Linked DNA regions of Homo sapiens: region 1 is linked to region 2. Evidence: chromatin loops called from intact Hi-C (ENCODE). Cell type or tissue: HepG2. All regions are shown on one strand. Links, peaks and the distances in the headings refer to the core of each region. The heading gives the core; the rest is flanking DNA.

Region 1 (16,172 bases), core at 4,366-12,365, 230 kb before region 2:
AGAACAGAGAAGCCAACAGAGAAGAAGCTCCCTAATGTCTAAGCCCTGTATTCCCATTCATAAACATCTGTGCCTTTTCTGCAGCCATGCTTCAATCCTTCATTCCTACCTTTGTAACAACAGGAAAAGGGTGCCTTCCCCTGGTCAGGCGGCAGGTGTTACTAATCCATCTCCTCGCGTCTTGGATATACCCTATCCCGTCACTCTGTCTCCTCAAAGATGTCACTTAGAAATCATGCCATCTCTCTTGTACCAGTAATCTCTCCAAAGGCTCTTTCTCCTCTATGAATATATTCCATTCTTTCCTTTAAACAAACGGTCCAACAAACCAACAAAACTCCCTCCAGCCCCAGACCATGCTGCAACTATCCCCTCTCACAAATACAGTTAGGTTGATAGCTCTTTTTTGGTCTTCTTCACGCTTCCCTTCCTTCCACTGTCACTAAATATTTGTACGCCAAGGGACTCGTTTTCAGCCCTCTACAGTCTTTACCCTGCGTACCTTCCCCTAGATGAATGCAGCTAAACTGATAGCTCCAACTATCATCATATGCCCATAGATCACATATCTCCACCTCCACCCCAGGCGACTGTGCCAGGCCCAGATACACAGATGCACCTGCCAAGGGGGCATTTCTACTTGCAAATCCCAAACCTAAACATGTCTCAGACTCAAGTCTCTCTCCTGTCCCTACCCCAAAACACATTTCTCTTCCTGAGACCCCTAACTCTGTGAATGGCACCAAAAAAGCAACCCAGGAGTTAGTTTTAATTGCTTTTCCCTTTCCCTCACTTCCCCATGTAGAGGGATAAAATCCAATTAATTCCACCTCTTTTACATCCTTTCTTATCGATCATCCCTGCCATTTCCTTGGCTTAGCCTGCACTGGTTCTCTCGGACGATTGTAATAATCTCCTAACAACTCTTTCCATCACCAGTCTTGCCTGACCCTGCTCCATTCCACTGGCCACATTGCAGAATTATTTTTCTAAAATGCCAACCTGAACGATTGCCTCACTCTGGCCCCTTAAAATTTAGTAAAGACTCCTCATTCTTTTTAAACTGAAGTTCAAATTATAAAAGTTACATAGCAGGCCCTTCATGAAGCAGTTCGTGCTTCCTTCTCTAACTCCATCACCTGTCACTTTCCAATGTGCCACGCTCCACACTACACATTCCGGGGACTCGTCACCTTCATACATCTTCATTCCTTCAATCTGCTACTCACACCACCTGAAACACAGTGCCCCTTCTTCTCTGCCTGTACAACTATAATGTTTTGTCTGAGATTCTTTGGGACACCTTCTATTATTACCCCCAGGAATAGAGCTCTCCCTCTTCCGTGCCTTGACTGTATCTTCCATTATGCTGACTGTGGGGAGCAGAGTTTATACTTCATCTCTCTCTATATATATAGGAACAACACTTAGTCAATATCTTATTTTACAGCAATCTGGTTTAGGACGAGCTTCCCAAGAATGTGTGGCATCCAAACACAAAGGCAATCTATATCCAACTCGGTTCAACCAAAACCTGTCACTAAGCAGGCGACCCCTGAGCCCCAGGGATAAGCCAGTCATCTGCAGAGTGACAGACACAGGCCGTAACTGTGATGAATACAGCCTCACATACTTGGCAGGTCTACTGCTTATTAATCCTTGGTTCACATACAGAGAAATAAGAATCACTGCTAAACATAAGCACACTCACATTTCTTACCATAGAAACACCCAGCTGGGCGTGGTGGCTCACACCTGTAATCCCAGCACTTTAGGAGGCCAAGGCGGACAGACCACGAGGTCAAGAGACCAAGACCATCCTGGCCAACATGGTGAAACCCCGTCTCTACTAAAAATACAAAAAAAAATTAGCTGGGCATGGTAGTGCATGCCTGTAGTCCCAGCTCCTTGGGAGGCTGAGGCAGAAGAATCGCTTGAACCTGGGAGGTGGAGGTTGCAGTGAGCCGAGGTCATGCCACTGCATTCCAGCCTGGTGACAGAGCAAGACCCCGTCTCAAAAAAAAAAAAAGAAAAGAAAAAAAGAAAAGAAACTCCCAAGCCTTCATCTCCCCCAAATGCAGCAAGCAAATTCAATTACATTATTCAAATCCAACTAAAGCATTTCAGCAAATATTAAGTATTCAAATCACTTTGGAGGAAGGATTGGGATGCCTTAGTAAGATGAATAGACAGATATATTAAAGGGATAGCAAACTCATCCAAGTGGATTTCAGCTGCTAATTTCTACAGTTTTCAATTTCTTTAACCAACTGGGCCCTAAGTAGGATCTTCTACTGCTCATCATTCGGGAAGACTTGTGTTTCAAGGGCCCAGTTAAATACAACTCTGTCCTAAGGTCTCTATGGGAAGTCCCTCCCTGTTTTAACTAATTGATATTGAACCAGCTTTGCCATTGCCTGGATTTTCTGTAATGCACCACATGCCAATTAATCAAGTTACAGAGATGAGCACAGGGGAAGAAATGCACTAAAGCCCTATACTGCAAAAAGCAGACTTTATTTTCTCCCTGCTGCTTGTCTCATTTCCTCTCCTTGCAATGAGACTTTGTGCCAGTGGATTAATGGGAAGAGATGTGAAACAGTCAGTATTCTGTGGTGAAAGATGCTACAAAAATACATTGGTGGCTGAGAAACAACTTCTGCCAGGCAGCTGAACAAAATACTGGCTGTCAGGGTGCTATACTAGATTAGAAGCTCAAGCTTCAAACAGACAGGTTCCTCCTATTTCAGTCTGAGCTTTCTCAGGGAAACCCTATGTCAGACCTTTATTTTCCAACTCAAACAAGTCCTCGCTGGCCAACATGGCCTGTCCATATCTCCCCCTACTTAAGCCTCCATGACAGAAAACTCAAGTTGAACACATCACAGAGGCTACTCAGTTCCTTGCTTAGTGACCAAAACATGTGCTCTCCAGAGGCCAGGGACAATAGAAATCCTAAGGGCAGCAGATTCCATCCCATGGGATTCCACACAGCCATGTGGCCGGCAGAAGGCGAGGCTGCCCTCCGCAGTGCTCTCAGTGGGGTGGCATCGGCAGCTGCCTGAACTCGGCCTCCCCAAAAATACTGCCAAATGCTGCTGGGTATTTTGGAAATCTGGCCATTTGCTTTGCCTGCTTTTATTAATCCTGACATATCGCAATGACTATACTTTCCAGCACTTTTCTTCTCTCAGGGGCTCTCCTAGGAGAAAAGGAAGTAGATTAATATTACTGCCAAGCTCTGGCCTCTACAGAGAATCAGAAATTTCAATCCGTCAAAGCAAGGAAGCTGCACACAAATTACATGGAAATTAAATATCTCCATGTGTCAAGGCAAAAAGCACAATGACAACAACAAAAAACACCCCATTCTGGTGTGAACTGGTTCTCATGACAACCACCATGTAAAGTAGGAGAAAACTTCACCCATTCTGCTGTCAACTTTAAAATTATGATCTCTCAACATCTTCTTCCTGGGCCATGATGACAGATCAAACAGAGAGAAAGAGATTGCATTTTCTTCTCCAGGTGGCTAAACAGCTCATTCATGATGCCAGTGGGCAAAATATAACAGGACAAAGGCCCCATCTAAATTCCATCACCTGTTCTATAGGAAGGTGACAGAAGACACATTACTAATCAGTCAACCACGGGAAAGAACAGAAAAGACAGCAAAGGCTTTAAAAAAAAAAAAAAGTAGATCAGAACTAAAAAGGACAACCCACAAGATACATAATTGACATTGACAATGCTCAGATGGATCAACACTTAACACAAAAGGAGGAGACAACTATTTGTAAGATACACAGAAGGGGATGGGCAGGGCAGCGACCATTAGCTGAACACCTCCTAATGTCAGGAGCGTGGCAGGCTCATTCACCACCACTCAAGAGTTGTCCTCATTTTAGTTATGGACGCTGAAGTTCAGAGTGTTAACGTTAAAGAACTTATCTAAGGTCACCAGAGGCTGAGTTGCACAGCCAGGATTTGCCTCTCGTTTCGCTAGCTCAAAAGCTGGTGTTATTCTGGAGAATAACAAGCACTGCTATAAAAACAAACATTTTCAAGATATAATGTCCAGGCCATGGAGGGGCTCCAAAGGCCAGCGGCCAAAAGTTCCAGTCCTTTATTCAGTCCTAAAGGGTAAAAAAGGCATAATTCCTTATTCTTATACTTTTATGTACAAATAGAGGCTATTTATTGGTCATTGACTAAGTGGTACACTAGGAGTTATTAATAAAAATGTGGCATCGATAGAACATATAAATTAGAACTGACTGAGGACTCTCAGTGTTTCACCATGAAGATCCCCAAGAATGGTATGATGGTTAATTTTATGTGCCAACTTGACGGGGTCACAGGGTGCCCAGATATTTCATTAAACATCATTACTGGATGTGTCTGTGAGGGTGTTTCTGGACTAGATTAATACTTGAACAGGCAAAGCGAGTAAAGCATGTGGCCATCCCCAGTGTGGTGGGCCTCAGCCAATCCATCAAGCACCTGAATAGAATAAAATGCTGAGGAAGAAAGAATTCTCTCTACTTCACTGTCCCTGTACTGGGACATCAGTCTTCTCCTGTCTTCAGACTTGGACTCCATTGGCTCTTCTGCTTCTCCAACCTTCAGATTGTGACAAACTATAATGTTTGTCCTCCTGAGCCATCTTTTTATTATATATCTGTGCTATATCCTATTGGTTCGGTTGCTCTGGAGAACCCTGACTAATATAAACAGACAATAACAAAGAAGCTTCTACTCCCTGCAGCACTCTTCAAAAGGTGGAATCTCCACGATTCCAAGAAGTAAACTATCAGTGGATCTTCAGTGGTAGCCTGAGTTGGTTGTAGACTTCACATACTATTAGGCCTTTTAATAATAAATCACTGTTACTCTAGCTACATCATTATGGATGACTTTACTGTGTGTAAATTGACATGATAGAATCAATATCTAACAACTAGATTTTAAGATTATATTTGAGACACTAAAGTTTAAATAAAAATCATTTGTACTACTATTACCAAAGGAGAGGGATACATATTCTACATAGTCCTACCACCAAATTCCCAAATGACACCTCATTGCTATCACTGAGTTCCTTTTGCATTAAAGAGATGAAAGAGTTGGGATAACTGAACTGAAGGGTCTTTTACCTTATCTGGAAATCCACAGCATAAAAATATTAAGAAGCATCACCCTGGAGAAGGTTAACCCAAGTTCCCTTGAAACTCATTCTCTCACTCAAAATCTTTATGGTGAGAAATCGTTCCTTGTCATTTGTCAAACGTAAATCTTTCTCTGCTTGATTTAAGCATAGCTCATAAACCTTAAAGAATACACACACGCTATCTAAAGTCCAACACATAACAAGATTCCAAGGGCCAGTGTTTACCAGATGGATGGCAAGATCTGCTCCCCGCAGGACCCATGCTGCCCACTGTCCCAGAGTCTGCTCTTTGGCTATCTGTCCGCCTCACCAGCTTTCTAAACAGAAACCAGCTCTTTGTATTTCCTGGTCCAGAAATGACCACAACTTAGGAATGCTCCCAGCCCTCGGAGAGAGACTTTCCACTTTTCCCTTGGTTTCCCCCAACACATCCAACCCAGCCTCCTGTTCCTACACTGCCTCTGACTCTGAACTCCTGACTTGGTTCTCAATCTCCAATCATTCTAATAACTGACATCTGGTCATACCCAAGTTAGGCAGCATTCTCTGCCTTCCTATAGCTAACTTAACCCTAACTTCCGTTGCTACTTACATAATCGACCACCAAACATAACCCCAGCATGGCAATGTGACCCAAAAGAAGTGTCACAGAAAAGTGGCAGATGTGGAAAGAGAGAGGATTGCTGAAAGAATCCAGAACAGATTTTCCAATTTACTACAGACTGAGATTGGGAATTACCTATTAAAAGCAAAAACTATCTCCTTGACCCTGACTTCAAATTTCATAATCTAATCCAGTAGCCCATAAAACCCTTTAACTAATAAGCCTATAAAACCCTTTAAACTATATAAAAAATTCTGCATCTGTGTGTGTGTGTGTATGTGTGTGTGTGTGTGTGTGTGTGTGTGTGTGTGTTTCTGGGGAGTATGCAAATTTCTCATCAGACTCTCAAATAGGAAAAGAAAAGAAAATTAGAAATCATTGCTATAGGCCGGGCGCGGTGGCTCACGCCTGTAATCCCAGCACTTAGGGAGGCCGAGGCGGGCGGATAACGAGGTCAGGAGATTGAGACCATCCTGGCTAACAGGATTTTTAGTCTCTACTAAAAATACAAAAAATTAGCCGGGTGTGGTGGCGGGAACCTATAGGTCCAGCTACTCAGGAGGCTGAGGCAGGAGAATGGCGTGAACCCAGGAGGTGGAGCTTGCAGTGAGCCAAGATCGCGCCACTGCACTCCAGCCTGGGCGACAGAGCGAGACTCTGTCTCATAATAAATAAATAAATAAATAAATAAATAAATAAATAAATAAATAATTGCTATAATGAACTACTATTGATCTTATATAAGATTATATAAAGTTTCTATAAAAACTAAAATATACAGCTAAAGACTAACATTGTATTTAGATGATGTATCTAGTTTAAGAAAACTATCTTACCTTTCAAATTCATTTAAACTAACAAAAGTTTACAATTTTGCAGAGACCTATCCCAGGATGAGTCAGGGAGATGACACAGAAAGCAGATTTTAGGACGAAGCCTCGGAGCGAAGACAATGAAAGTACCCAGTACAGGGTGCATTCTTGGTCAAATAGCAAGAGTGTAGTCTTTTACATTTGTGAGTAGACTGGGGTATCTGGACATATAATTCAACACTATGCGAGTGGCACCGGCTGCTAGCCATTTTTGAGGCTGGCTGGTAAAGAAAACTCCCTTTCACCTACAGCCCACCTGCACCTACCAAGCTCGAAATGTGAAATTAGACCACTCCATCCCTACAAGTAGCATTCGATGATACACACCAGGCAGAGAAATGCAGTTCCTAGCAAGGCGTGAAGTTTACTGTTAAAGAGCATAATTTCTCTGTGAAAATATTTTTGCTATTTTCACACATCACTTCAGCTAGTAGAAAAAAACACCGTCTCTAACTGTAATTATTTGGATTTGGTAAACCTAATGAGGCCCTCTTAGCCTTCAACAACAAATGTAGAATGTAAATGGCAATAATTTTCCTGAGATCTTAGAGAAATGAGATGTAAAGAATATTAATCTGTTTTTCTTTGGATGCTATTATTGGTTCAGGAGCACAAGCTTTTACCCTTGAGAACATCCTCTATTCTCTGTGTATTCCATCTACTAAGATCGAATAACTAGAGAGCTTTCCCATTACCTAATTGTTTTCAGAAATATTAAATTTGAATTAAGAACAAATATTTTGCCTCCATAAATATGACTTTCCCTAGCAACTCATGTAATTGCATAAATGATAGCCTATCTCCCTAAAGGCTTCTAGACATTCAGGAAAGGGAGCAAGCTGACTCTGTCACTTATCACCTACACAAAACAATCAATCCTTCATTGCCTGCTCTGTGAAAACTGAGTTGAGTCCTTGAAATATTTTCCTTTGCCAGCTGGCAAAATGCTAAACTTTGTCAGTAGAGGTCGCTGGAGGGACATGGCAAAGGAAGGTATTCTTACTGGGCACCCTGCACTTCTTTTGCCCAGATCTGCAGTGCAGGTGGCAACACAGCTCCTCCAATGGCCAGCTGCTCTCCTCGGTACCCCATTTGATCATTTTCATAGCATAGTGCTTCCCACAAGACAAGTCTCCCAAATTAACTTTCCCCACACCCAAGAAAGCAGATTTCGGTACATTCCAGAGCGTGGATATCAAGCAATTTCACCAGCATGGCACCACTACTAGCACTTCTGAGCCACTCAGTGAACCACAGCTGCGGGAAGGAGGAAGGGGCTCTTCTCTGGGTCCCCGTCTTAGTCCTAAGGGTAGCAGCTCCTCCTTATAGATAATACTTCTGGACTCTTTCATTACCTCTTACTGGCCAATCCCTGATTACCCAAGTTCTGTGTTGGAGTTTGTAATTCTTTACATTATGCTTTCCTTGATCAAGTTACTGTGCGGTTTCCATATCAGAATTGGACCCTAACAGACACATGTGCTCTTATAGCTGAGAATACCCAACTAGACAAGCAGATAGGTGAGCTGCCATGCAGTTAACAGTGCTAGCTGTCATTTTTTTCAGTGAAAGTTGACAGCCCAGAAAGAGGGAGACATTGCTGTTCTGTGCAGAATCCTGGGTTAGAAAGATCAGGCACAAAAAGAGATAGAGTGGCACCCTTAAGGAGTTGACTAACCAGCTGGAGACACCAGGCACACACAAACTAACATTTCAAGGCAGTGAGTTGCTGAAAGCCCAGTAAGGGTCATGGGCAAAACTGCTACAAGGCAGTGATGAGTCTCAGACTAAGAGCCTAATAGTTTCCATCTTGTCGTAGCCAAAGACTAATTATCTGCAAAAGCCCTGTGCCACAGAAAAAGGGGTCTCTCTCCAAACGGTCCTCCAAATCATGCTTTGCCCTCCAATAATGGGGTATTTCCCAAATCCATGGACTCCTCACTATGACCAGTTGCCTCTCACTTAACTGTCAAGACAGAGGACTACGTAAACATGTGAACAGAGAAAAATAATTTTAAAAAGGAAAAGCTGTTTGAATTTAAGTGTGTCTTTGACAGGGACAATGCTTCCTAAAATATTTTAAAGAAGAGATTAGGGAAACATGGGGACTATAATCTGTCAAAGCCGAATAAAAATGCCTTCAACAAAGCCCCTCCACATGAGGCTATTAAGGAAACCCAATAACCACACGGTGGAGAATAAAACCCTGTCACTCACTGAAAGACAGAAAAGTGATTCAGAGCAGAAAGCAGGAATAAAGAGACAACCATGGGCTCACTACAAGAGTAACAGCGGGGAAGCTTGGAAAGAGAAGCCCAAGAACAGGAGGGTTCCAGTGAACCATCTGGAAAGTGGGAGAGAATATCAAAGGCAGCAAAAGTGAGATTTTCTAATGATAAATGACAGCGGTTTTTTCTGACAAGGATGAACCACAAAGGATGCCAAAGGGGTGTTCAAAAAGAAGCGCCTCACTCCAGCGGGAAGGAATCGTGAGGGCAGGAGCAGCCTCCGTGGAAGGAGCCCCTCACCCACAGTGGTTGAGGACAGTGGTTTGAGGACAGTGGTTCTCAAACGTGTAAGTCTCAACATCCTTCTACGCTCCTAAAATCCCTCCATGAGGAAATGGCGAATGAGCATGATTATGTTTAAAGGGGTGGGTGGTATATGAACTGAACACACACCTCTTGATGAAGGGCCATTCCAGTAATGGGTTGTGGTCAAAATTATACAAAAAGCTTACTTCTCTGTACACCTTCACTCATCCTCTTTTCCGAAAAGATTTCCCTTTATTTCTGTGTGAATATTTGTAAATTATATATTAATTATGTAATATTTATAACTTCTCCACAATTATGCCTTCATTTGTTAAGGTGTAAGGTTATATATTTCATAGATTGGTAAAAATTTCAAAACATTATAGGGACTAAGATAAGGTAGGCAATGCTTTATTTTGCCAAGTACAGGCATATGCTTAAAATACTATCACCATCACTTCATAAGAGAAATTGCATTTTAACACTCAGGAAAGTGGCAAGGAAATCATCCTAGAACAGAGGAGAGCTCTTTAAAATAAATAAATATACCTTTATAAAAATTGGTATATTGCTCTTATATTTTTTATTTTCCTGTAAAATCAACAAAAACTCGGTCATGGACCAAGACTGGTTAATACACTCAAGTTTGAGAACTACTAGCAAGAAGGACAAGAAACAGATATGCACATTCTTGTATAAAATTTAAGAAAACAAGAGGCATTTAGAATTTTAAATAATAATAATAATAATGGAGACAGAATCTGGAAGAAAAGAAGGCTCATTATGAATCGTCTTAAATTCAGGAGGAAGTATTGCCTGCACATGTGTGTACACGACAGAAAAATCCTGGAAGAAACAGACCCAGAGGATGTTATCAAAGGGGAATGAAGACAAAATAAGGAGGCAAACAGTCTGCAGCCAAGACTGGAGAACAACCTGCGGAATGCCTGTCTCTCACGCAACTCCTCTGTCCATCCTCAGGGCCCACACACAAGTGTGCATCTGGTGAAACACGACAAGGTGCCACCAGGGAGAGTGGGAAAACAGAACTTGTCTGAGCACTGGTCCACACATGCATGTTTCAACTGACATTTTTAATCAGATTAAATAGACACAGGATTTGTAAGAGTTTCCTCTGGTGGGCCTGCCAAATACTTGAAATTCACCATTCTTTGCAAACTAAATGTCTCAAATGTTTTCTAAAAATTTCGTTTGGAAGCTATAGAACAGTGGTTCTCAAACATGTAAGTCTCAAAATCCTTCTATGCTCCTAAAAAGTATAAAATATTGCATTGTTTGCAAAGAATGATATGATGCCTGATCTCATTCACCCTCCTTCCACATCATAAATAATCACGACCTTGATTTTTGTGTTTATTATTTCCATATATTTTTTCACATCTACTTTTATGTTTATCTAGCTGGATTAAAGAAAAATTGTGTTTGTGTGCATAAAAAGAGAAATAGACAAAGACAGATGAGAAAGAATATAAGCAAGTCCATAAGAACACACATTGTCGGGCATGTTTTTGTTATTGGGTGCATTCTGAATATCCATTTAAAAAGATATGATAGTTTAGTACCACTCGCGGTGTACTTGTTTCCCTCAAGATTGCATTAAAACCCATCCATGTTGATACAAGTACCTCTAGATCGTTTATGTTAATTGCTATAAAGTATTCAATATAAAAACAGAGCCCATTTTATCTATCCTTGCTCCTCTTGATGGGTTTTTGAGACTTTTTAACACTTAAAGAAAAAAATGCCAAATCACATAGCATACAATTTTTGTTTTCATTGGAAACTACCAAATTACCCTCCAAAGTGGCAGTAACTATATACACTCCCAATAGAAGGCTATAAGATGGACAGTTCCTCTAGGCCTTTGGTATTGTGAGGATTATCAAATTTTGCTAATCTGCTGAGTTTGGAATCATATTTGGTTGTTTTAATTTGCATTTTCTTGTTTATTGATAAAGCTGGTCCTTGTTTATCAGCCAGTCATGTGCCTTCTTCTTACACAATAAATCATACACATAAAAGTATATGAGTATGACATGTTTAAAGAATAGTAAAAGCACACACGTGTGCTCACCACCTATATGCATTTTCAGAAAGGAGAACAGTGTCGAAAGATTGACAGAAGATTGGTAGTGATCATGTAAAAGAAAGTCTCAGGATGAAAAAAAGAATCCAGTAGGAATATGTCTGACAACACAGCAAATATCTCCACCCAGCACGTAGAAATGTCTCATAACTTTGATTATGGAGACTTTTATTAGGCAGATGTTTTAACACAATGTAGCCAACTTTAGCACTTTTTTCCCTTATGGATTTTTCTTGTTCAAGAATTCTCATGTTTATGATATTATATTCTATCAGAGTAAAAATGACAATCTCCTATATTTTCTTCCAAAAGTTTTAAAGATTTCTTTTTCACAAATGACTTATTAATCCATCCATTTGATGGATTTAGAGTGAGGTAGAGATCCACTGTTTTCCTATAGAGATAACTGTCTCAGAACAATTAATGTAGAATCCATCACCTCCCACTTATGTGATATGAAATATCACTTATATTTCATAAGTTCTCAAATATGAAGTAGAGCTGTTGCAATGTTCTCTACCCAATTAACCTTGTGCCATTACTAAACTATCTTTACAACTACACAAGTATAAGTCTTAATACCTGGGGCTCTTTCTATAAATTTTAAGATTAGTCCCTCAATTTTTCCAAAATATCCAGTGAAAATTTTGGTTGGATTTGCGCTGGATTTGTAGATTAATTTTGGATGAATTGTCATCTTCATGATATTGTTTTCCTATCTATGAATCTACAAATATGGTAAATCTCTCCTTATGTTCTTCTATGTCTTTTAATAATATTTAATAATTTTATCCATAAATATCTCAAATATCTGATGCAAGATTTATACCTAGGTACTGAAATATTTTAGTTGATACTACAAATAAAATGTGTTATTATATTTGGTAATTGGTTCTTACTTATGGATAAAAACATTAATTTTTCTATATTGTCCCTGAATCCAACAACTTTGTTGAATTGTCTTGTAAGTTCTAATAGTTGATCTGTATATTCTTTTTCTAGGTAAAGCATCAAATCCTCTACAAATAAAGCAGTTTTATCTATGTTTTCCAATGCTTATGCCTTCTATTTCTCTTTCTGGCTTACTGCATAAGCTAGAATTTACCACATAATGATGAACAGTGATAGGAAGGAATCCTGAATTGTGGCTAATTTGGATAGAAATATTTAGAATGATGCACCATTAATTATGTTTGCTGTAAGAGCTTCATGGATTTCATTTGTAAAGTCAAGGAAGTTTCCCTCTATTTCTAATTTGCTAAAAGTTTTTATCATGAGTCATTAATGTCATCAAATGCTTTTTTAATGTCATGAGACATTAAATGCAATCATTTTTCTATATCTATTGAGATGATCACATGCTTTTTCTCCTTATATCAGTTAATACAGTACAATGTAATGTATATGCAATAATAATGTGGTAGGACACAATAAATCAATGAATTGAATTTTCAAATATTTCATTTAATAATTCTATATCTGTTCATTAAAAAGGAATAATCTATGTTCATAATGATGAAACTTCAAAAGTTTTCTTTCTTATCTAGTTGGGATATTAACATGTCTAACCTCATAAAATGAGCTTGGTAGGACTCTCTTTTCTATGTTCTGAAACAGATTGTACAAGTAATTCATGATTTGGTAAAAACTTGTGTAAAATCATCTGAGGCTGATGGAGGAAAGGCTATTAATTTTAGAGTTAATTGCTTTCAGTTTTCTATTACATGTAATGAATGCTTTTATCTTTAATTTATCCTGCACTCTTTTTTTATATTAATAGTTGTCTTCCCCATGAAAGCAGGGACCATCTCATGACTGTCTGATATCTTCTTACAGTCTTGAATCCCAGTACATATTCAGCCAATGTTTTTGACTGACTGACGGATCCCAGTGTTTTCCTTCAGTCTTTTCCCTTAGCCTTTTATTTGGAAATTTTCAAACGTATGCACGAATAGAAAGGATGATGATTTCTCTGCATCCAACACCCAGTTTCAATAATTAACAATTATTAATCCTCTTACATCCATCTCCAAATGCCTAATCCACCTTCCCACATTGTTTTGAAGAACATCACAGACATCAGATCGTTTTGCCCTTAGGTATTTCAATATGTATCTCTAAAACAAAATGACTTCATAAAAATACAATACCATTTATCACATCTAAAAAATAAAAACAAAAAAGAACTGAATTTCAAATATTCAGTTAGTCAGTGCTCAAATTTCCAGTGGTCTCAAATGTCATGGTTTTTTTTTCTTTAAAAATAGGATCTACACATTGTGACTGATAGATCTTTCTTTTAATCTACGGGTATCGTTTTCATCCCCTTTTATTTTTCTTGCAATCATTTGAAGAAATTGGGTCCTTTATCCCATAGAGCAGCGCTTCTCAAGCCATAGCAAAGGAATAGTTTTAGATTTCCCAAGGATCACAAACTGATACATGGGCCTACTGCTACTGCATAGACTGGGCACACTCAACACACCAAGAGTATTTAAGGACACTTGAACCCATCCACACACACTGTTCAACAAAAGAAGTCCACTAATAACGTGCTTGAATACAATGGCATAAACATTTCTAAACCCTTAGCATTGGTTAAACATTTCCTAGTACTTACTCTTGAGTCCTCTATTTATTTCATTCTGCAGATCACACCTCCAGTAGACCTGCTACACAATTTCCCACAGCCTGAATATGTCCTACACATATGGTAGTTGGGTCTAGAGAATTAATCAGACTCAAGTCCAACATTTTGGGGGAGACTCTATAGTTGGTATTGTATCCTTCCTTCAGGAGACACGTTAACTGTGGTTGTCCCTTTATATTAATGTCTAATCCACCTTCCCACATTATGTTGAAGATTTAGTGTGAGGTAGAGATCCACTGTTTTCCTAGACAGATGACGTCAGTAGTCACTGATGAACAGTGATACTGGTACTTTGAGCCAAAGTCTCTCCCGTAAATTTGATTGTGGAAGTTTGTTCTCTGAGAGACCCCTAAGGAAGCTCTCCTTTTCTCTCAAGTACTGCTGTGTCCCTATACTACCTGTTTCTGATACAGTGCAGAACTTCTAGCTGTTCATTGTGACTTCCCATGCATTTGTGAGGATTTAGGGAGAACTTGTCACCTAATTGTGTTGTAGATGTTGTCTGCGGTATTTGGTTTTGCTATTCTAGTTGCTCTCTCAATTTGGTAAGATTTGGGGATATTCAAAGACTATACACCCACCTCCCTTCCACTTTTTTTGTAATAAAGTCATTTTTAGCATCATAAATTGAACACTTAATTTGATGATTTCCATTTTCAATTTTTAAAATAAACATATCTAAAGCGAAAGATATGACAAATACCCTTTTAGCTAACATCATCAGTTTTGTTTTTCTAATGTTAACAGTGATCCTACGGCTTAGGTGGGGAATACCAAGTTTCTCCATAATGAAGTGACTATGGTTCCCCACATTTGAGCAGTTCAAAGTATTTTCATTGCTGGTCAGTGATAAGTAATTTGTAATTTATTGCTAATATTTCTCTTTAACCCATGAAGCTATACTTGTATATTTTTAAATTTCTGAGAATATGGAACATTTTTATTATACTTTCTTATTGCTTTCTACATAAACTACACTGAAGTCAGGCAGGCAAAGTTCTATTTATGTTGTTGATTCTTTGACATTTGTTTAGACTTTGACTGTCAATTAGTAATGCATAAGTAATTTTTAGAAATCCATATGACTATACACTTCTGACATTTGCATATAAAACTCCATGTATGTGCATGGTTCTGCATGTGTGTTTATACACATATACATATATAATTGTGTATGTGTGTATATATATGTTTATGGCTACCAAATTTTAAAAATAAATATAAATCAAACTTGTCAACCACCTTTTCAGACTGTCTGTATCTTTACACATTTTAACTTCGTAACCCATTGGTTTCTGACCAAGGTCACTTAAAATCTTCTAACATGGTTATAAATTTGTCAAACTTAACTTTTAATTCTTCAGTTTTGCTTTATGTACTAAGCCTATGATGTTGAATACATAAAAATTCTTAATTCATAAAGTTTCCTGATTGAGGAACTACCCCTCTTTGTTACTGCTTGTCACTTTTTTCATAAATTCTATTTTACATAATATTAATATTGCTGTACCAACTTTCTTTTGATAATTATTTGCTTGATATCTCTTTTTCCTGCCCCTTATTTTCACCCTTTGGTGTGGTTTTGTTTCAGGTTTCTCTAACTGAAAAATATCCAATCTGATAATGTGTGTCTTTAGTAAGTTTAACCCATTTAAATTCATGAATACTGATGTATTTGGACTTATATCTACATCCTTAATTTGGGGTTTCTATTTACCATATTTTTTTCATTCCTTTTTCCTGTCTGTTAAATTGAGATCATGCTCTACATTCCTCCTTTTCTACTCCAACTGTTTGCAATGTATACATTGTACTGCAATCTAATTTTTTTCCAACAAAGTCTGAAGTTACTCAGTAATTTTATCCTATCCCCAAATATGACAAGAGCCTTAGCAGACTTTCAATATCTATTGATTACTCCCCCCAATTTATTACTGTTCACTAGAGTTTTCATTTTACTATTTTTCAAAATACAAAAGATTTTTTTCCACAATTAATAGCTAAGTGTATAGATTACTGTGACTCATCCATTTCTATACTTATCATTGTTTTTTTACCCTGCACCTCTGTATTTACTTTTCTTCTTGCTGAAATACACGTTATAGTGATGAAAGTAATAATTACAAAGATTAAACAACAAAAATACCTTAAAAGATAATAATAAAATGTTTAAAATTGTCTCTGTAACATTATTACAACTCTAAAAATCCTATTCATAGGGGAATAAACTGAAAG
Region 2 (16,172 bases), core at 2,763-10,762:
AGCAAACTCAAACTCAGGAACAGGAGCCAACCTTAGAAACACATTGAGGACTCTGATTTTAGTGACTCTAAGCTGCAAGAGATTGGTTCAGCTGTAGTTCTACAACTCAAGATAGTAGTCAGAGCCTGAGCATGCAGCGGTTACACGCTTGCAGGGGAGAGCTGGAGGCTCGATTGAGAATTAGTAAATGCATGACACTCTGCTGCTCACAGAACATGTGCACATTTGCTATCTCAGATGCTTTTCAAGGTGGCCAAAGGAGAGACCACAAAGAAAGAATAATTATGTTAATAGCTAACAATTAGTGAGGGCCTACTGTGTACTAGGCACTGTGCTCAGGATTTTGCATACCTCAGACCTCACCTCCCTATGAGGTGTCATTATTATATCCCATTTGCATAGAAAGTACCTGAAACCAGGGTATCCATGGTCACAGAACTAATACATGGCCAAGCTGGGACTTGAACCCAGGTCTGATGGCCTAAGGTCCCCAGCCTTGGTTAAACAGAGAAGGAAAGGAGGTGCAACAATAGGGGAAAATCAGAATCCAAAAGAAGAAAAAATTGCAAGGAGGGCAGATATGGTTGGTTTCTCTGTTTATTCGTTTGCCATTAGAAACTTTGAGAATAAAGGTCCAGAATGTAGTTGATTAAAATAATGTACACCTGGTTCACCACTGTTACTGATCACCTGCCTTCTACAAAGCTTACGTATTGAGCTTTTATGGGACAGATGGGCTGCGGTGCATTACTGCCTCTTAATACCCTGCTTTACTGTAGCCTGAAACAAGGGTGGCTGTCTGAATGTCAGCGAGGACTTGGGGATGCCAGAGGCATGCTGCTGTGTTCATCTGCTTCTGTGCATAAAGATTTAACATTTGACGTTTGCCCTTTGTTACATTTATCCTAGAGTGTCTTAACATTATTTTAAAGTGATGGATGTTTTGCTCGTAGGAAATCATTCAGAGGTGTAACAAACGTAGTACCATGATGAACTAGTAAGACGACATGTTCTGGGAATGGCTTGCACCTGCCTGTTGTGCATATGTGTGTCCATGTGTGGACAGGCATGCTTTTAAGTGGAATTGTGTATCTGATGTTTACGTATCTAAATAATGTATATATAATTTGGTCCAGATTTTCTATTACCTCATAGTTTTATTATTCCAATGAGAACTTTATAAGAAGCCCTCTGATATCCTCATCTCCACAGTAGTCAGGGACTTCAGGGTTCCTCTTCCCACCCCCACCCCCAGAAGACATACCAAGATTTTCAGATTAATGCTTCCCCTAATTCTAGAGTATTTTGGAGAATATCTCTCTGGAGAAGCAATAAGGATCAGTGGTTTGAGCTACGACTTTGAAAGCAGACATGTAAAGAGGTTTGAATCCCAGCTTTACGACATGCTATCTGACCTTGGTTAACCACTGAAAATCTCCCTAGCCTCAGTTTCAGTGTCTGAGATAATGAGCCTGACACCATCCTTGATATCTGTGTCCTGGGGACCTGGAGGAATTAATGAGCTGATGCCATAAAATACCGATCCTGGGTTGAAGGGCCTCTCCTGTGAGGTCTTTCTGTTGCAGTGCGTCTTTGTTAGCAGGCTTTTCCCACGTGTCGGGGCTTCTTTCAGGCCCTCATTTTAGTGTTATCACCACATTAGTGCCTATTTCACTTATTTTTGAAAACCTGAAAATATCATACATACTGATGGAAATTTCATTGAATATTAATGAACACTCAGAACTGTACCTGCAACAGAAAGCGAAATTGGCTAAATATTACTCATCCAATCATTTATCTGAAAGATGGTGTCATTTTCCAATCCTAAAAATATAATAATTAATGTGAAATTTCAGGTTTAAAGTACAGTTTTAAAATATCAAGCAAGCATCATGTCAAAAATGAAATTTTATTAAAGGAGCTATTCTAGACGATTAAGAAATGAAAACTTAGAGTTCTAGGGGAAAAATTCAGAACCACGTTTAATTTTATACTTGGAAGCGCGCTACAAATGACAAGGTAATTTTTATATGTATATTTATAGATTTAATTAGCAGTTATTCCATTATATCTTTCATATAACTATAAATGGAAAATGATTTCAGACAAGAGGCTCTCATCTTCAAGAATTATTGTTGGTAAAGTTATGGGAGAGCTGATTTCTCAGTCACTATAAGCAGAGAGAGAGAGAGAGAGAGAGGTGTGTGTGTGTAAAGGTCATTACCTGTCACCTAATATGAATTCTTTCATTAAAAAATACTTTCTATAACTTTTCTCATTTTCTCATCCATGTTTTGCACTTGAGACTATTTAGAAGGCACCATGACTTGTTCAAGGCGTATACCCAGCCCAGCTCAGGATTACGATACAGAGTTCTAACTCTGCCCCCTCAGCCCAGCTCAGGATTACGATTCAGAATTCTAACTCTCCCCACACAGCACGGGAAGTCCTGCATACCCTGCTGATCTGTGGGTGTCACATAGCCTTGAGGCTCATAAAGGTCTTTGCTTCTCCTTCCTGCTTTTACGTTTCAGTGAATATTGAGGCACTGGGTAGTGGATGATGGAGACTCGGTACCCACTGCTGAGGGTGGGGACCAAGTCTGCGTCATCCTCTCCTCAGTGCCTCAAACGGTCTGGGAGCCAATGTTCAACAAACGAGCATGCGGGTGAGTAAAACACAACCAGCTGTAAGACGTGCTGTTCAAAAGGGCGGGCTGGGAGGGTGGCCGGGACACCAGTCACGGATGTCTTCTGTGAGCAAGAGCTCTTTCATCTGGGACCTGGTGATGAGTAAGGTGACGTGAAGGGAGAGTGGGGGAGGGCAGGTGGCCTGGGGAGTGCTAACGAGCTTGGTGTGTTCTGGAACTGAAAGAAGACAGAGATTGTTTTCCCGCTCCATGTGGAGAGAACCAGTTGCCCACTAATTTACAAAAGGAAAGTCGGACAGTAATCTCTCATCAGCGTGGCTATCAATGAGACCTGGAGCTTCCAGGAAAATTTGGCTTAATAAGTACCATACTGTTACTTCCTCGGGAATATTAAAAAGGAAGGAGCGATGAGACAGAAGGGCCTAATTCACCCTGCCGTGGACCACGTCTGACTTGGCCTGCTAACAAAGCATGTTTAGGCAGTAGGGAGAGAACCGAGGGGAGATGGACGTCTCTACATGGAAATATTTTCTGAATGTGAATTTTAGTATCCCTGTTTCCTGTCTTCCTTCAAAGATGAAAAGGAATCCATGTATAAAACAGGTAGTCACATGAGCATATGTAAAGTTTGGTTAAGCAAATTCAAGGACTTTTTCTACTTACCTAGGGCCAGTATATTCTGTGGACATTGATAACCCATAGTTTCAACTGTAACCTCACATTGATCCCCAGTTTTCAGAGAAAGAGGACACCATCTACTTCTGGTCACTGGCATTTTAGGTGAAATCCTGCAGTGATTGTTTACTGGTAGCCTAATTAGGTACGTTATCCATTATTTAACCCAAAATCCAGGTTAAAATATGACATCAGTGACTTTAGCTAGACCATAACTACACACGTTTACTTCCTGGAGTCATTAAACTGCTTAAAGAAAACAAAATCCCAGCACACCCTTGTTTTGTTAAGGTAACAAAATGAGCTCGTATCAAACATAAATACAGGTTTAAATTACTGTAAAATTTTTTTGTGGACTCAAACACAAACATCACAGCAAAGCTTACCTGTGACCCAATTAGGATCATCATGAAAACATAAATCCCAGTTCTACTCAAGTAATACCAATGGCCTGGTACCAATGGCTTCCAGCAGGCCACTGGGGTTTGACTGCCAACTAGGAAAAGCCCCTGCCTCTGGGGGATAGATGATGGGGAAATCATTCCATCCATCTCAGTGCTGAGCTCTCACATGCTCTTCTGCTTTTCTGTAAATTGACCTAAAATGGCCATCTTTGATGGTCTCTCACTTTCCCTCTAAATCCCTGATGTGAGAATGTATTGGAATTATTTCATGTAACAGTGTGTCTGCCCACAGACCGGCCTCCTGGCTCCAGCTTAGCAGTGTCCAACAGTAAAAATAGAAAAGCCCCTGAGTCTTGTCTTCTTTTGAGAGGAAAGAACCCTTTTGCAGAAGGCCCAGGAACCCCCTCCTCTAGCCACTTTGGCCAGAGTTGTGGTATGCAATTATTCCTAAGCTGTTCACTGGACAGGTAGCTGGGCCCCACCACAACTGCCTAACGTCAAGCAAGATTGATGCCTGGGGGCTGTGCTGGGAAGAGGCCCGCTTCAGGGGGAAATTGGGGCTGTGTTGAGAAGGAAGGAGGGTAGCTGTGGAGTGGGCCACTGAGTGGGGCCTGCGTTTCACAAGCATTCCAGGTCCTGCCTGGGGGTATAAATCCTGGCTCTCCCTTTTCCAGCTCTATGGACTGCACAAAAGTATAATACTATCTAACTTCTCGGCATTTCTGTTTTTTCACCAATAAAAAAAATGAAGGTAACAATACCCCCTCAGAAGATAACATGCGAGCAAGATGGAAGCACAGACCTGGCACAGGCCCATTCTTTACTCTGAGTCAAGTCTAGTCTCCTTAGGGACAGGGCATCAATAAGGGACCCCTCAGCACCTTGCACGATTCATTTAGTTCTCAGGAATTCATTTGCTAGGACTGAATACGGGAAACATGCTACTAAACTGCCCCTGAACTCACAGGCTTGTGATGTGTGGTGGATGAGACACAGCCCGTGCTGAGGCAGGCAGGTCTGAATCCAGTGCCAGAAGCACCATGTGCCATGAGGTGGCATTCGAATATTTGGAGCAATGAAGCGATCTCATTGAATGTATATATATGCTAGAGGAATTGCAATCATGAGAAAAATTAATTGCAGAGTTGATCGTAGAGGCATAGTGTCCAGGCAGAAACCTAATCCAAGCAAGAGATCATTTGACGGCTGAGGGAAGAGAGAGCCAAGGGGAATGGAGTGGAATGGAATGGAATGCAGGAACTCTAGAGGGGATTTAAAGGCTGAATATGCTGGTTTGCGGGCTTGAGTTAGGAGCCCACCTCTAGCAGTCAATATTACTAGAGCATTGGTGGTGAAGCCGTGGGTGTAAATAAGACCACGTGAAGTGGGCGTATATTAAAGACATATTGGTGACCTTTCTGATGTTTTCTACCATTTCATATTAATAGGCATGAGGATCGAAAATAGGAAATGATTTTTCTTTTCTCCTCCCTGGCAGCCTTCTCTGCTGTGATGTTTTTTCCTCATAAGGCTGGGGTCCTATTGCTTTCCCTTCTGATGAAGCTTTTTTATTACTTGGTGGGTAGAGGGCCTTAGGTGTGGCAGAGAAATTCCGCAGCCTCGCCCTCGCCGTCATAGTGATGAAGAGCGTTGACTCCGGAGTCACCAAGGGAAATTAAGCACATGTTTTATTAATCTTTATGAACCTCAGTTTCCTCTCCTGCAAAATGAGAACAATACTGGTGCCGACTTCGCAGCACTGTTTGCAGCGTGAGGGCGATAAGGCACTTACACAGGCGCGTGCCCCCCACATGGAAATGCCTGGAGATGCTGCCGGCTCCTCCACTCACCGAAACTGCACTTTCTCTCCTTTGTTCTAAATGAGAAACCAGGTGTGGGGAGCAAATGGGAGAAAGGGGCAGGAGAAGCTTGCCTCAGATTCCAACTCATATGACCTGTCAGTGACTAAAGACGGAATGCCAACACATGGATTGTGTGTGTGAAATGCCAGGTTGGTGTTTTCCACAGGGATGTGCCCGTTGTTCTCTGCTTTCTGTGGAATTCTCTTCCAGCGCCAGGCCTGGAGATGGGGCCTGCCCTTTTACCTCTCAAATATGTTCCCAGGGAAGAGTGTGTCCTTCTCCGGGAGCCACCCCATCACACTGACTCTCACTTTGGGCTCATTGCTAGAAACTCTGTGGCCTGCGCCTGCTTCCCATGTCGCGTCAAAGCGTCTCAGCACAGACCTAAAGGAGACCTCAGAGGTCACCCAGCGTGGCCTCGCAGAAACACCTGCGGGAAGGGATTACGGAGGTTTGCAGGGAAGGCCGGGCAGCCCGGGAGTGAGCGCCGCACTGCAGCTCCCAGACACATGCAGCTCCTGCTCCCAGGCAGGAACAAAGTGATTTCCCAGCTCCTGGGGCCATGGGTAGCTAACTGATTAAATACCCGGTTTGGAAAATTCACCTGACGTATTTCTTTTTTTTTTTTTTTTTTTTTTTTTTTTTTTGAGACGGAGTCTCGCTGTGTCGCCCAGGCTGGAGTGCAGTGGCGTGATCTCGGCTCACCTCCCAGGTTCACGCCATTCTCCTGCCTCAGCCTCCCAAGTAGCTGGGACTGCGGGCGCCCACCGCCATGCCCGGCTAATTTTTTGTGTTTTTAGTAGAGACGGGGATTCACCATGTTAGCCAGGATGGTCTCGATCTCCTGAGCTTGTGATCTGCCCGCCTCAGCCTCCCAAAGTGCTGGAATTACAGGCTTCAGCCACCGCACCCGGCCTCACCTGACATATTTCTTACACGTAAGCCACTTCTTTTTCTTGTCCAAACTGAGGCTAGCCCTCACCCAAGACTTGCCTGTATCTCAGTGCAGGTAGCTGAGCAAGGCACAGCCGCCAGGAGGAAGTCGGGGAACAGCAGCCGGAGCCTGGGGAAGCCCTGCACAAGTTGGCCTTGAGGAAACCACCTGACAGACGTTTGCTCTTCCTCACAGAGCTGGTGAGCATTCTGACTATGTGGTCACATCAGATCAGATCGCTCTCACCTCTCTAAGCATTTCTTTTTCTGGAGTATGAAGCAGCTATTCAGGGAGGAAAGCAATTTGATGTCAGGGGCTTCTTTGAGCCTTGGGAATTAGACCTCAGAAGCTTAGAATTGGAGCTCAGCTGCTGGTGGAAGATATACTGTGAATGTTTTATTCAGTAATGCATATATAACATTGAGCAGAATCCAAATACATAAATCACTTATACAATAGCTGTGAAGAGCCACCTTCCAGCACTTGAGAACCCGGCAGCCAGTGGCTCACAAAGGCCTCTGTCGCCATCTGCTGGCCGCATGCTTTCTCATGCTGTTAATTCTTGCTCTGGTATTTTTTGTTCCCGCAGCCTTTGGCACTCAGGTTCTTCTGCTGTAAAATTTGCCTCCATCAGAGCTGTATTGCCTTGTGTTTTTGAGGCTTGCAGAAGAGACCCTTAGCACTCCTTAAAATTCTGGCAGGACAGAGAAAACAAGATGGAGAGAGATGACAAAGCCGATTTCTTCCTCCTGGCTTTTTTTTAACCAGTTCTGTGCACTATCAGGCCCTCTGAGCTTAGGCCTATGCCAGCCACATCTCAAGGCCAAGGACACAATACTCGGTTTGTCTTTATAATAGGTCCTGTTATTGTGTCTGTCAACCTCCCGATGTCTGTATCACAGTCACCAATATATTACGCTAAGGAAATAGGAATTATTCACATTGCCAGTAAAACTTGCCCATGTATAAGCACAGACTCACACAGTTATGGGCCTGAAGACCATCCCCAGTGGCGAAACTGTGCCCCAGAGGTTGCCATAAGTCACTGGAGCCAGAAGGCATATTTGATCCCCTGTGTAAGATTGGCCACCGTACCCTGAATGACAGTGGTGTGCTGACTCACACAGAAGATCCGCTTGTGGTGCAGGCTTGGCCTCCTCAATGTGGCCACAGGCCCTAGAGCGCTAACAGATGTCACTTATCGGGATCACCCCTGAGGCATTGTGAACAGGAAGTGGCATCACTGATCTCCCACCAGCTCTGAACCAATACATGTGGCATCCCAACTTCCGGAGAGGCTGGACAGAGCATATCCGGAATGCAGCCACGTGGGGAGTCAGAGTAGGGCAAGGATATAGGAGTGCTGATGAAAACTGAAAACACAGGGGACCGGCCCGCGATGCGGCCTCCTGGGAGACATCTGCATGAGGCCAGCAGGCCAAGGGTCCATGGCTGGGGATGGCTGCGCTCTCCTTAGGGAAAGGCATTCCAGAAACTGAAGTTACGAGGCAGCGTAGGGAAAGCATCCTGGGCTCTTCAAATCTGGGCATGGCTGTGAGTCCCAAAGCGTTGTCAGTTTACACCATCTCCTAATGCAAGGGCTAAGTCATTAGGGAAAAAATCATGTTTCAGGTTTTAAGGGGAAAAAATGAAAAGGTGCATGGCCTTTACCTGTAAACAGTAGAAGGGGGTGGGGAATGGTTGAATGGTAGAAATGAAAATCAAGAAATCTAGCAATGGCTGGTGATTTAAGGACCTTGTATATCAGTTATTGCTGCACAGTAAGTCATCCCCCAAAACTTAGTGGCTTCAAAGAACAATCTTCATTTATTGCCACATCCCACTTCTATAGGTCAAGAATTCAGACAGGGCATGGCGAGGGGGGCTTGTGTTGCTCCACAGTGATTGAACCTCAGCTGGAAGATTGGAAAGCTGGGGGCAGGAATCATCTTTTACTTAGCTGTCTGGAGGTTGATGCTAGTTGTGAGCCAGGAGTCTGGCCAGGGTGTCAGCCAGAACATAGCACATATGGCCTCACTGTAACCTGGGCTTCCTCACAACATGGCGGCTGGGTTCCAAAGGCAAGAGTCCCAGCAGAGAGAGCCACACAGAAGCCATATTTTCTCTACGGCATAGCCTCAGGAGTTGTACAGCGTCACCTCCACTGTCAAGGTTATAGAACCTGTCCAGGTTCACATAGAGAGAACACAAACCCCTTCACTCAGTAGAGGAGGGTCCATTCATTGTAATACAATCATTGGAAAACACCATCTGCCACACCGGTTTCCTTATCACCTGTACCCGCATCCCCCCCGACACATGCACAGAAACAGGGCAGCCTGTCACAGACCCTCAGCGATCATGGCATGGGTTTGTGCTGGGTAAATAGGTGCGTTTGTGGGTCAGCTCTGCTTCTGGTTTGTAGTTTGACCTGGTCTTAACCTCTCTGGATCTCAGTTTCTTCTTCTGGGAAACAAAAAGGCTGAGCTCCAAACCCAGTCATTGGAAACTTTAACGTTTTCTCTTAACCTTTTTTATACCCTCATGCCTATTCCTCAGTGGTAGTGAGGGTCACGGTTCAGTTTGGTGGGGGGGTAAAAGTTTGGAAAAGCCTCCCTCAAAAGCTCTAGAATCCCTTCCAGCTCTGACCTCCGTGAGTGTTGAGATGCTGGTCATGCTCTTTGGCTTTTTGGGATTTTACTTTCCTGCTCTGTAAAATGAAGGGTCTACTAAATTATCAGTTAAACTTTTTCCAGCTGTCATGTTTGATGTTAGTATGCGTTTTGATATAATGAGGTTCCTTCATCCACACCAGTACTGTTCCGCTACGGTGGACATGTGCGTTGGCAGAAGAAATCCTGTATTTACAAGTTCCTGCCCAGGCTATTGAAGAGGCTCTTCCTTTCTGTGGAATGATAGAAGCTTGAGTGGCTTTTGCAGCAGGGACCTGAGAAATCAGCCTACTCTCCACTTTACAGAGAGAAAACTGATGCGCAGAGAAGCCGAGTGATTGCCAAGGACAGAGGGCGAGTTATTGATAAATCAGGCTACAGTCCTGTGACCTAAGGCAGTGTACTTTACTGTTGTGACCTCATCCTCTTAATAGAAAATATGTGAGCATGAGGACCCTGAGACATACCACCCCCATCTCTCCCATCTGCATTATTCCTATGAAGGGCCAGTACCCTCAACAGTGCCATCTTCTTTTTATTTCCACAAATGTGATAAATGCTCAACTTTTGTGAAAGTATAGTTTTTCAAACATGAAAACTAGATTAAAAAGCTGAACATCCAGAATAATTATAACCATAAGGTAGTGGTAGTCATGATCACACACAGAGGCTCTTGGTCTGATTTCTACAGAGAGAAACAATGCTTGAATACTTGTAGAACTGGACACCTGAACAACAAGTTGGAAGGCTTTTAAATCCATTTGGTTGGTTATTTAGGAGGTGGAAGTGGCATAAGGAAGGCAGTACTGCTCACAGTCTAGGAAAAAGGAAAGTCTACGTTTTGGTTTCAGTTCGTGTTACCTCTTTTATTTTTCATAGTGGCAAAATATACGTAACATAAAGTTTACCTTCTTAACCATTTTTCAGCATGTATGTTACATTTTTAACATGCTTTTGTTGAATGGTTAAGAATCTAGGAAATGATAAGCCTTACATGTTCCCAAGTGCAGATCAAGTTGAAGCACAAATTGACTTTCCCGAGCCCAACTCCAGGTTCCAGAAACGGGATCCTCAGCCACACACTGTGCATACCTGTAATGCACTTAAGTACTTTCTACTTGTAAAGTACAGAGAGCACATCATAGTTTGTCTAAACCTTTGTGTTGGTGTCCTTCAACGCCACAGCCTTATGTACTTTGGAAATACTCATTATACAGGTTTAAATGTTCCTTCCTCCAAACAGATTTTTTCAATCTTTTCAAATTTTAGTTAAGCTTTATTTTTTTTTAAGTATTGTTAAAAGACAAACCTTAGACAAAGTAAATTTAACCAAGTTTAACTGAGCAAATAACACTTTGCAAATCAGGCAGCCTGTGAACCAGAATAGGCTCACAGAGGTTCCAGCACAGTCACGTGGTGAAAGGTTTTTTTTTCTTTTGAGACAGGGTCTCGCTCTGTTGCCCAGGCTGGGAGGCAGTGGTGCGATCACGGCTCACTGCAGCCTGGGACTCCCAGGCTTAAGTGATCTTCCCACCTAAGCCTCCCAAGTAGCTGGGACAGGCACAGCACCATGCCCCACTAATTTTTGTATTTTGGGGAGGACAGGGTCTCACCATGTTTTCCAGGCTGGTCTCGAACTCCTGGGCACGAGTGATCCACCTGCCTCAGCCTGGGAATTGGTGGTGTGCTTGTCCCAGCTGCTTGGGAGGCTTACGTGGGAGGATCGCTTCAGCCTGGGAGGCCAAAGCTGCAGTGAGCCGTGATCACACCACTGCCCCCCAGCCTGGGCAACAGAGCAAGACCCTGTCTCAAAAAAAAAAAAGAAAAAAGTGCTGGGGTCACAGGCATGACCCACCACGCCCCAGCCTGGAAGAAAAATTATAGGCAAAAAAAGGAAAGTGATGTACGGAAAATGGAAATGAGGTGCTAAAACAGCCAGATTGGCGACAGTTCAGTTGTTTGCCTTATTTGAGCACAGTTTGAACAATTGGCTGCCTATAGCCAAAGCTCAGTGATCAGCACAAGAGTAGATTATAGTCTGTGTACACATCCAGTTAGGTTACAGTTCACTGCATACACAGAAACCTTTAAAATATGTAAAGAGGCAGCTTTAGGCCAAACTTAATTTAACAATATCTTGTTAATATTAAACACAATCATAGCAAAAGTGTCGAAAACCAGTCAAGTGCTACTGTTTTAAATCGAGCCAAACATTAACTTTTATCTGATACTCCTCATTGTCCTACTCCAGTTTGTATTTGTAAATACAGTGTGACCTGTGTCATGAATGAACCTTAATATTCTGTTGCCTAACTTTGAATGAAGCCTGCGCCTTCGTTGGTCAGAGTTCTGGATATGATATGCTCACCATGTTTCCAGAGTTGCTGGTATTTCTCCAGTTAGCGAGGTGGAAATGCAGCGGTGCCTGGGAAGATCAGAGGCACTGGGCTGGCAGGCCTGCTTTGCCCTGCCGCTCACCAGCTATTGTCATTCAGAACAAGCTACTTATGCTCTCCAGGCCTGTCTTCTTCTCCCTACCGCAGAGATGTCAAAACCTATTTCCAGAGAGTGTTAACAAGGACGACATTCAATTACATCTACAAAGTACCTAGCATAAGTGCCTAGAACATAGTAGGTACTCAACGAACATCAATATTACTCTTCTTTTGAGATCAAATTCTCTTAGGCTTATGTGCAACAATCACTTTGAAGTCCTCTGATTGCTCGAAAGACTTTCTTTAAGACTTCAAAGTATTAACCTGATTGTGAAGAGCAAAATGTCTATGTCTAAAGGATTAATCTCATTTCTAGCTTTTAACCTGTCTTAAACACCTCTAGCACTTGCTTCTGTTTGAAATCCCAAAGAACTCTTTCTTTCTGTTAACTGTTACTCTTAACTTTTATTTTTTTCTCTTTTTACCCCCAGGCATAAAGTCCATAGTCATTGTCTGCCACCAGGTTTGTTTTCTATTGCATCTTGATATTTTCTTGTGTTTTCAGTGGGGAGCATGTTAGAATTCCTTAATATACAGATGTCATAGTATATAAGGTTTTCTTGTGACTTAGTCTGGAAATCATTCATAAAAAAAACAGTCATTATTCTTACTGGCTACTGATAAAAATTCTTTAAGTAAGAAAAACTATCGATTTTTTTTTTTTTTTTTTTTTTTTTTTTTTTGGAGACAGGGTCTCACTCTGTTGGCCCAGGCTGAAGTACAGTTGGCATGATTACGGCTCTCCGCAGCCTCAACCTCCCCAGCCTCAGGTGATCCTCCCACCTCAGCCTCCCGAGTAGTTGGGACTACAGGCGTGTGCCACCATGCCCAGTTAGTTTCTGTATTGTTTGTAGAGACAGGGTTTTGTCATGTTGCCCAGGCTGGTCTCAAACTCCTAGGCTCAAGCAGTCTGCCCATCTTGGCCTCCCAAAGTGCTGGGATTACAGGTGTGCACTACCACACCTGGCCTTTGAATATCTTCTATATATAAAATCTTGGCAGAAATGTCTTCTTTTGTCATCATGAAATTTACTTTCATGAATCCTCCTCAGTGCCCCTTGTCTACCATTAGTCTTTATAGAATCCTTTTTGACCTGCTGAAAGACAGCACCATTGTATTTTTCTTTGCAACTTGTGGAGCCACCACCTTCCCCAGTACGTTTTGACCAAAGGCAAAGTGAACTCTGCACCACCTCAGGCCTCTGAGTAACACAGTGGAAAGGGGTGAGAAGACTTGGCTATTGTGGTTTGCAAAAATGGCAGGATGAATGCTCCATATCCTCCCTCAAAAATACATTCACATGAGGATAATTTGGGTGGTGGGCCACAGGCAGCTTGCAAGGACAAAGCCTGTCAACTCTTACTCCAGTGTGTGACCTGAGTGGAGATGTCTACAAAAGAGCAGGAATCCTGTCTTTGAGAATAGGGCAACAATCAACTGGGTGGTTTTAATTATTCAGATAGAGTCACAGGACATTAGATGCAGAATATTAAAATCTCCATCATTCAGGGGAAATGATCTTAAATACAGATAGAGGCATATCACTAGCCGGGTAGCAGAGTCATTATTTAAAGGACACTAGAGTTCCTCTGTGAGGAGGAACTGAGCTCAAAGAAGATGTTCAGTATCAATGCAGTGAGATTACAGAGTACAAATCTGAACACCTTTGTAAGCTTCTCACTAAGTGGAGGAGTGGGGCCAACTCCAGGAGCTTGGTTTTTGCTTGTCTGAGAATCTCTTGACAGGTCCTAGAAGCAACCATTCTATGTTGGGGCTTAAAAAGAAGAGGTAGTGTGATCCAGCAATCCCACCCCTACATGTATACTCAAGAGAAATGAAAACGTGTCCACACAAAGACTTATATGCAAATATTTATTGAAACCTTATTAGCAATAGCCAAAAAGTGGAAACAACCCAGATGGCCATCAGATAATAAATGGATGAGCAACATGTGGTATAGCCATACAATAAAAATATTATTGGTGGTAAAACGGAACCAAGTACTGATACATGCTAGAACACGGATGGCCCTTGAGAACATTATGCTACGGGAAAGAAGCCAGACACAAAAAGTCACGCATTGTGTGATTTCGTTTCTGTGAAATGGCCAAAATAGGCAAATGCATCGAGACAGAAAGTGGGTTAGCGGTTGCCAGGGGCTAGAGAGGATGGGACATTTGAAAGGCGACTAATGAGTAGTGTTTCCTTGGGGGTAATGAAAATGCTCTAAAATTGATTGTGGTAATGGATGCACAACTGTGAATATACTAAAAACCATTGAATTGTACACTTTAATTGGATAGATTTGATGGTGTATGAATTATATCTCCATAAAGCTGTTAAGAGACATCAGGAAGAGACCAGAGTTTCTTCTGTGCGGAGCCCTCTGCCACAGGAAAGGAAGGAAGTCTACCCAGTCTTCCTACAGGCGCTGCTCCTTGGGGCGGTTTAGCATGTCATTACCACAGACTGTGGCTAGGACCTGTGGGACTCATTTGTAAATGCCACCTTCTTTGACAACACCTGGGATTGTTGAAATGGAAGTAATCGATTACTAGAAGCCATTAATTGAAAGCTGTGTGCCAGGCATTGTAGTAAGACATTATAAATACCATCTAACTTATGTAAAATTGACATTATCCCATTCTGTAGGTAAGGAAACTGAGACTACAGGGTTAGGTGAAACCCAAGGTTTCGGAGCCAGTGATTGGCAGAGCAGGTGTTTAAACCAGGTTTGTCTTGGGACAAACCCCAGGCTCTTAAGTACTACATTATCGTGTCTTCCCGCTTCTCCACCCTCAACCCAGCCCCAGTCAAAAAGGCAGCAGGAAAGGGGACAAGTTATCATTTAGAAGAATACTGATTTGGTTTTAAAAGTATTGAATAGAATGACCAAATGATCTAGTGATTCCATTTCTCAGTATATACCCCAGAGAACTGAAAGCAGGGACTCAAAAGGATACTTGCCCACCAGTGTTCAGAGCAGTATTATTCACAACAGCAACCCAGTGTCCCTCAACAGACGCCTGGATGAACAAAATGTGGTACAGCCGTACAATGGAATGTTACTCAGCCCTAAAGAGGAAGGAAATTCCGCCACACGCCACAGCAAGGGTGAACCTTGACGACATTGTCCTAAGTGAAATAAGCCATAGAAGAAACAAATGCTGTATGATTCCACTTACGGCGGTCCCTAGAGTCCCCCTACAGACGGAAAGTAGAATTGCGGTTGCCAAGGACTGGAGGGGAGGGAGAATGGAGAGTTAGTGTTTAATGGCTACAGGGTTTCAGTGGAGGAAAATGAAAAGATTCTGGAGAAGGATGCTGTTGATGGTTGTACAACAATGTGAATGTACTTAATGCCACAGAGCTGTACACTTAAAATGAATAAAATGATAAATGTTGTGTTTTGTGTATTTAACACACACACATACACATCAGTATTGTGTGTGTTTGAAAGTCTAGAGCTAGAAAGCTTTTTTGAGTATATTTAGCAGGAAAACTTAAAAGAAAGTTCTCGTCTTTGGAGGAGACAGGCCTGAGGCATCCAGAGGAAATGAACACCACCTAGGGAGCCAGTTCCATTCCCATGAAAATCACACCTGGAGCGATCCGCACCCTCCACAGCCCCAGGAGCGATCCGCACCCTCCACAGTCCCGGGAGTGAACCGCACCCTCCACAGCCCCAGGAGCGATCCGCACCCTCCACAGTCCCGGGAGTGAACCGCACCCTCCACAGCCCCGGGAGTGAACCGCACCCTCCACAGCCCCGGGAGAGAACCGCACCCTCCACAGCCCCGGGAGCGATCCGCACCCTCCACAGTCCCGGGAGCGATCCGCACCCTCCACAGTCCCGGGAGTGAACCGCACCCTCCACAGCCCCAGGAGCGATCCGCACCCTCCACAGTCCCGGGAGTGAACCGCACCCTCCACAGCCCCGGGAGTGAACCGCACCCTCCACAGCCCCGGGAGTGAACCGCACCCTCCACAGCCCCGGGAGAGAACCGCACCCTCCACAGCCCCGGGAGCGATCCGCACCCTCCACAGTCCCGGGAGCGATCCGCACCCTCCACAGTCCCGGGAGTGAACCGCACCCTCCACAGTCCCGGGAGCGATCCGCACCCTCCACAGCCCCGGGAGCGATCCGCACCCTCCACAGCCCCGGGAGCGATCCGCACCCTCCACAGCCCCGGGAGCGATCCGCACCCTCCACAGTCCCGGGAGTGATCCGCACCCTCCACAGTCCCAGGAGTGAACCGCACCCTCCACAGCCCTAGGAGTGCCGTTACCAAGGGAGAGGAAGGAGAAGGAATAGGGATGAGATCTCTTAAATAGACATTTGATGACATTTTCCCCAATTTGTTAGTTGCAATGACGAAGACTTTTTGCTGTTTAACCTGTTATTATGGAAAAATGTGAAAATATACAAAAGTATGTAGAATTGTCAAATGAGTCCTGTGTATCCATCACCCATCT

The links. A loop is a pair of places that touch in the nucleus more often than their neighbours do. Peaks named below come from ENCODE experiments on the same cell type or tissue, not always from the same donor. Only the 100,000 strongest peaks of a DNase experiment are listed, where the experiment ranks them.
Region 1: a loop joins it to region 2, with 5 times the contacts of the local background. A loop is called at or near these places in 22 of 110 quality-filtered maps.

Annotation. Positions count from the first base shown.
Region 1 is chr6:5,371,285-5,387,456 of GRCh38, reverse strand. The region is part of intron 2 of FARS2 (phenylalanyl-tRNA synthetase 2, mitochondrial); the gene reads right to left. Among named protein-coding and RNA genes, the nearest start is that of FARS2-AS1, 79 kb to the left of the region's middle. RefSeq lists an enhancer at 7,777-7,876. In HepG2, for the core only: a CTCF peak has its summit at 7,605 (motif pointing right); a DNase peak (open chromatin) is centred at 7,596.
Region 2 is chr6:5,134,694-5,150,865 of GRCh38, reverse strand. The region is part of intron 2 of LYRM4 (LYR motif containing 4); the gene reads left to right. The region is part of intron 3 of LYRM4-AS1 (LYRM4 antisense RNA 1); the gene reads right to left. MIR3691 (microRNA 3691) reads left to right here and starts at 2,544; the gene lies at 2,544-2,633. RefSeq lists a silencer at 11,017-11,311. In HepG2, for the core only: a CTCF peak has its summit at 7,046 (motif pointing left); a DNase peak (open chromatin) is centred at 7,055.